Linked DNA regions of Homo sapiens: region 1 is linked to region 2. The links are chromatin contacts, found by Hi-C in ENCODE. All regions are on one chromosome and are shown on one strand. Each heading gives the region's core, a stretch centred on a gene start or an enhancer-like site at or near the end of the contact. The rest is flanking DNA. Distances are from core to core; before and after follow the strand shown. Region 1 has its middle 29 kb from the start of OAT. Region 2 has its middle 79 kb from the start of CHST15.

Region 1 (3,190 bases), core at 593-3,092, 220 kb before region 2:
ATTACTTCCATTTACAGATGAGGAGACCAAGGCTCAGAAACACAAGCTTGCTTTAGGTCATTGAAATAGTGGTGATGCCCAAGAGCCTTGGATGGGCTGGACAAACCTTCTGAGGGAGCCAGTAGGTGGTCCTGGTGCCTCAGGGACTGGGGGCTTTGAGAACAGCTCCTCCCTTTGTCTCAAGAGCTTGGCCAAGAGGCCCCTGTGGCCTGTAAAAGCATTTCAATTTGTTTTGAACTTGGGGGATGGATTCTTAAAATACCAGCAGGAGGCATCAAAATGAATAATATATATCTAAAAGCAGCTTAGTCCATTTAGGAAAAAAAACTTTAAAATATATTTCAGGGCTCACTCCAGTGTTCCATGCATGTATAATGGCTCAGAGGAGGTTTATTAGCTCCCCAGCCTTTATTTTGATTAACTTGCAAATGAGATTTTTTCTCTATACATCAGCCTAGCCCTTCAAATTGTTAATGAGATATCTGAACTAAAATGGCTTTTATAATTTGCATCACAATACTTAAGAGCCCAGCAGATGATTGCTGCAAATAAGCCTTGTGTGGAATAGCCAAGCATGGCTCAAGGCAGGGTTCGGGAGGACCACCGACAGCTCAGGCTTGCACATCCATGGGGATGCAGGGTCTGGGGGCCTTTGATCTTGGTGGCTTTCTCCTAGGCCAGTCTCTGAGACCGGCAGTGAAGGGCAAGTGGGATCCACCAGCCCCTACTCTCTCCTGCCTTCCTTTTTATCACAACATCTCTTTAATTTATGGCCCCTGAGTGCCAAGCCGTGTACCTGTGAACAAATGGAGTAATTACTCCTGGGAGAAATAGAAAAACATGGATGCAGACCATACAGAAAGCTGCCGGCTTTCAGTGGGGTGACCTGGGAGTGATCACCGGGTGAGGGTGTCCTGCCAGTGTTCTAGGAATCCTGGAATCATGGAGGGTCTCCTGCCAGTGTTTTCATGTTACTGGAGGCTCAGAGAGCGGAAGGGACTTGTCCACCGGCTGCGCTCCCTGGGACAGAAACCTGGGGAGGCCTCCTGATGATGACGGGAGGCGGTGGCGTGGGTGGTTGCTGCGAGGCTCAGAGCTTCGGTTTTGCTTTTGCCTCTGACAACCAGGATGACCTCTGGCAACTCAATGCCTCTCTGTCCTTTATCGAATGAGGGGGTTGAATTAGGACAGAACAGTCACGGGTGGTTTCACAACAGGTGTATGTTCTGAGAAATGCGTCCTTTGGCGATTTTCTCGTTATGTGAACATCATGGCGTGTACTTACACAACCTAGATGGCACAGCCTGCTACGACACAATGCTAAGTATTTGCATAGCTAAACACAGAAAAGGCACAGTAAAAATATGGTATAATCTTTTGGGACCTCCGCCATATTAGAAGGGCATGACTGCCTGGTCTCTGGAGGTGGGGGTGAGGACTGACCAGGTGAGCCTGAGCCCCCATCCAGTGGGCACCGGGCTCAGGTGGGCGCGCGACGGGTCTTGGGAACTGACAGAGGAGCCAGGGTCTGAGGCCCCCGGCAGGTTTTATATAGAGATGGCCAGAAAAGCGCCCCCACGTCCTGTGAGGTTCCCATTCCCCCGTCTTGGGTTTTAAGATCCCCTTGAGACTTAGTTTCCCCCAAAGTCAGTTTCCCGAGAAAAGGAGGCCCCATTTCAGCAGAAAGGGGCTTCGAGCTCCAGGGAGAGGACGGGGGTGTGGCGAGTTGTCCCCTCCCCTCCAAGACTCAGCGCCCACGCGCAAGTCAATAACCCCAAGTCCGGGTCCTGGGGCTTTTGGCCGGAACTGCTCGCAGCCATAGGGCCCCACGCGCGTTGGGACGGCAGGGGGCGCTGCCCGCAAAGCGTTGCTTCCCGGCCGTCCTGCGAGCCCGCGAGATGCGCGTGCGCGAGGCCGGGGCTCGGGAGCTGGGGCGGGGCCGTGGGCGGGGCCAGGAGCCGCGCTGGGGACCGTGCCCTCCTCCGCCGAGGCCTGTAGGGCGCTCGCTCTTCGCTGGGCCGAGTCCCCCCGCGCGCTGCAGAGCAATACAGTTCTGTAAAAGTTTATTATTCTGACGTTGGAATATGCTCCTTGGAGACAATTCAGAACTTGCAGAAACCAGAGCCCCGCGGCCCCTCCCTGCGTAGACTGCGGGCGGCTGTCCCGGGCGTGGGCTGCGGCCCCGCGGGCCCATGCGTGTTCTGGGGACTCTGGGGCGCTGGTTCAGTCCCGCGTGTGTGGGAGTCACGTTCACCTCCTCAGTGCCAGGTGCTGTCCGCGCACCCGTCGGAGCGCCTCGGTTCACCGTGCAGAGGTGTGGGCTCCGGGGCAGGGAAGGGTCCACCCCACCTCCCGCGCTGCAGCGAGCTTGACAGGTGGTGATCCTGGACAGGCGCATCCGTTGGGCCGGGGGCAGGGGCGCTCTGACCCTGTGGGCAGGGCCTCCCGGGACTCTGCCCGGAGCTCCTGGCTGGGCTGTGCCCGGAGGGATCTGAGTGGTGGTCCTTGGGCCCTTGCGGGCCTCAGTTTTTGCCACTGTGCAATGGCCTTACTCATACCTGCCCTGGTGATTGGGGGACCGAAGTTGTGCAGGGGGTGGGAGGATGCGGGGCCTGGTCTCTGCCTGGCTGGGGCCCACCTTGATCCGTGTGGCCCTGCTGAGCCCTGTCCACTGGTCACTGAGATAGTGACGGTCCTGGGCTGGGCAGGAGTGGCAGGCCCTGGGTGTGTGGATGCCATAGGAGGAGAAAGAGCTTTTCCTCACCGTCCTAGGTTCCTGCCTGGGACTCATATAACAAGAGAATAACATACACATTTATTTAATATAATTTTTACCGGATGCAGGAGCCTTCATAAGGAAATGAAGACCCAAAGAAATGTGTAAACCTGTGTGTGTGTGTGTGTGTGTGTGTTTTTGAGACAGAGTTTCACTCTTGTTGCCCAGGCTGGAGTGCAATGGCAGGATCTTGGCTCACTGCAGCCTCCACCTCCTGGGTTCAAGCGTTTCTCCTGTCTCAGCCTCCCAGGTAGCTGGGATTACAGGCGCATGCCACCAGGCCCGGCCAATTTTTGTATTTTTAGTAGAGATGGGGTTTCATCATATTGGTCAGGCTGGTCTCGAACTCCTGACCTCAGGTGATCCGCCCACCTCGGCCTCCCAAAGTGCTGGGATTACAGGCGTGAGCCACCA
Region 2 (2,919 bases), core at 199-2,698:
GCCTGGTGCCTTGCGGCTCAGCCCTATGTGCTGCATTCCTCCGTCACCCTCCGCTCTAGGGGGGCTGCATGCAGAGTTGTGCAGCAACTGTTTACCATCCGTCTTTCCCTGGAGGGAGGCTCCAGGGGGCCACAGCCCCATTCTGTGTTGCTTGCTATTTCCAGCCGTAGCACCCCAGGCCCTGGTGTGCTGTGGCTGCTCAAAAAATAGTTGCTGACCGAAGGAAAAAGAAACAGGTTCCAGGAGTAAGTGGGAACCCCAGGGGCCTGAGCCAGTCACCCCATACAGGGGCCATGGGAGCTGATGAGGGCCCCGGTGAAGGTGTCGGCCAAGGGAGGGGAGAGACAAATCTGAGAGGCATTGAACTGGCAATTCTCTGGATGTGGCTCTTGTGAAGCTGAGGATGAGGCTGAGCCGATTTCATAGTTCAGCGGGCAGTGGGCACCTGCTTGTCTTCACAGGCGGCGAGAGCTGTGACCAGGGGTGAGCGAATCAAGGTGGGCAGAGGCTGAAGGAGGAGGGAAGGCGGCTCTATCTCCTCCCTCCACAGCCGGGGCCACCTCGTCAGGCCGAACCTGGCCACCTCCTCCCAGAGCCCTTGCAGCTGCCTGCCTGGCCCAGGCCTGCCTTTCTCTGATCCGCTTCCACTCTGTGGTTGGCGGGATGGGATGGGAAAGCAAGCCTGGTCCTGCTTCTCCCTCCTCAAATCTTTCCGTGGCTCCCTATTGCTAACTGGAAACACCCAAATCCATCAGTCTGGCACTTTAGAGATCCAGCCTCAGCTGACTTCTGAGCCTCATTTCCCACCGCCCTCCCCAGGTCACCCAGAGCTCAGGGGCCCCTGAATTCCTCATAGTTCTCTAATTAAGAGTCTCTAAGTCAGACTCTTGCATCCTCCGTGCTGTCTGCATATGCTGTTCCCTCTCCCTGCATGCCTTTCCCCGACCGTTCATCCAGGAGTCTTTACTCATCCGTCAAGACTCAAGTTAAACCTTCTCTGCCAGGGAGACCCTCCCTGAGCTTCCTGGGGTGGGGAGCACACCCAGCCATGCTTGCCATCCCTCACAATGTTGCACAGGGCACTGTGACAGCCTCCACCAGGCAGAACCTCTCGGCCTGTTTCCTCCAGCACCTCCTCTGCTTCCAGATTGTGCCAGGACACAGTCCACTCTGTAGACAGCATCAAGTCCTCCTTCGCAGAAGAGGGAGCTAAGAAGGGGTCCCAGTAAGGCTGATGGGCTTCTCAGGCCCCTCCAAAGCCTGCCCAAGCTGACGCTGCTTCCACGTGCTGGAGCTCTGGCCTTGGGAAGCTGGGGAGGCTGCTCATCCCAAGCCAGACCGCCCAGGCCCCAGCCCCGTTACTCCAGGCTCTGAGAGGAGGGAAAGGCTGAGTGTGTTCCAGCCCTGACTTTTTCCCCTCACTGGCTGCAACCAAGAACGGGGTTTACCCACTACCCTCAGATGTAAGGATGGATCCGTTTCCGGCTCATTGCCGGAGCAGCAGCAGCTGCAATCGGAGAAGCAGGGCCGGCAGAGGGGCCGCCAACAGCAAGGACGTGAAAGATTCGTGTTCTGAGAATTCGTTTGCATACATCCCAGCTGTAATTTTTCCCCTTGGGAGAATGGGATGTCACAAATCTGACGCGCATTCAACAACTGGAGTAGAAAGGAAAAAAGGAGCAAGCTGCCAGGGCTTCAAAAGCAACACTTTCTTGGCAGAAAGGACATAAAAACAACTTGACAAGATAAAGGGCGTGGAGCTCTGAGCTGCACAGTGGTGGATGCTAAAGACATAATTGGCCTCTGGAAGACCAGGCAGTGCTCTGGCAGCATTGGGGAAAGTGGGCCGCAGGTGGGCAGGGGAGGGGGACCTTTCCAGCTCCTGGGACAATGACCTTATATGCTCACTACAAAGGTGTGTGTGGGGGCAGGGATAGTGTTCCTTGAGTGCCTGTGTGTGCTCTGAGCATATGAGTAGACTTTGTATGAGCTTGAATATTGTATCAGTCAGCTATTGCTACAGTAACACTGTGTAAGAAACCACTCCAAACCTAAAACGACAATGACTTATTCTTGGTCCCATTGGTTTTGGGGTCTGCTGCAACTCCACTGGGCTAGCTTGGACTTTTGGCTCTGGGCTCTGGGCTCCAGTGTCCAGGCTGTAGGTTGGGATCAGGAATGGCCCACGTGTCACATATCCTCCTTTGACCAGCAGCCCCCAGGGCACATGGTCACCTCCATGTGTCTCCTTTTGGGGCCCTGGCTGAAGGAAGAGCAGCTCCTGGAGCATGTTCTCACTGTAGATCACCAGCATGAGAGAGCAGAACTTATTGTCCAAGCACTCCCCAGGCTCTGCATGCTGGGGCTGGGTTGAGACTTGCTTTGGCCAAAGCAAGTCTCAAGGTCAAGACCAAAGTCAAGGGTCAGGGAAACATGCTCTGCTCATCATGAGGCTGTCATGTAGTAGAGAGCTGGGACCAGGAACTCTGTCTGCCACAACTCACTCAGGATGTGAGGCTTCAGGTGTCATGAGGGTTCTGAGGGCTTCAAAGTGTGTTGTCCTGTGTCTCAGTGTGTGTGAAACAACTCTGTGCATTTTTTGACTTTGGTGCAACCATCGGTCCACTCCCAGATGAACATCAGAAATTATTTTAGTGAAATCATGGATGGAGGTCACAGGAGAGAAATGCCCAGGGTTGTAGGACTGTTAGCATTGTGGGAATTTTAGAGCAAAGTTATAAAATCTGCCCCAGATAGAGAAGCTGATAAACCACACGAAGCCTCTCTGTGTATCCATCACCTCTAAGGTATGGAATTTTTTGATCTTATCACCAGCTTGTAACAAGGGGGTGGGTGCAGCCAAAAAGGATTAATTTTCCAATCTATTACAGGGAGCCCAGCAATCTATTACTTGGAGGC

Evidence for each region. Hi-C counts contacts between places; a loop is a spot of excess contacts on that map. Pooled maps may share reads with other maps.
Region 1: a map of OCI-LY7 shows a loop between it and region 2 (2.7-fold over the local background). The contact joins two enhancer-like sites. A Hi-C loop is called at or near these places in 1 of 168 maps with a recorded cell type or tissue (OCI-LY7), 1 of 37 single-sample maps with no recorded cell type and 4 of 50 pooled maps.

Annotation. Positions count from the first base shown.
Region 1 is chr10:124,388,068-124,391,257 of GRCh38, reverse strand. No RefSeq gene overlaps it. Among named protein-coding and RNA genes, the nearest start is that of OAT, 29 kb to the left of the region's middle. RefSeq lists a silencer at 1,752-2,041. Within about 2 kb of position 1,842, at least 7 of the 41 ENCODE cell types and tissues checked have a DNase peak (open chromatin) inside an H3K27ac peak, as active enhancers do.
Region 2 is chr10:124,171,063-124,173,981 of GRCh38, reverse strand. No RefSeq gene overlaps it. Among named protein-coding and RNA genes, the nearest start is that of CHST15, 79 kb to the right of the region's middle. Within about 2 kb of position 1,448, at least 2 of the 41 ENCODE cell types and tissues checked have a DNase peak (open chromatin) inside an H3K27ac peak, as active enhancers do.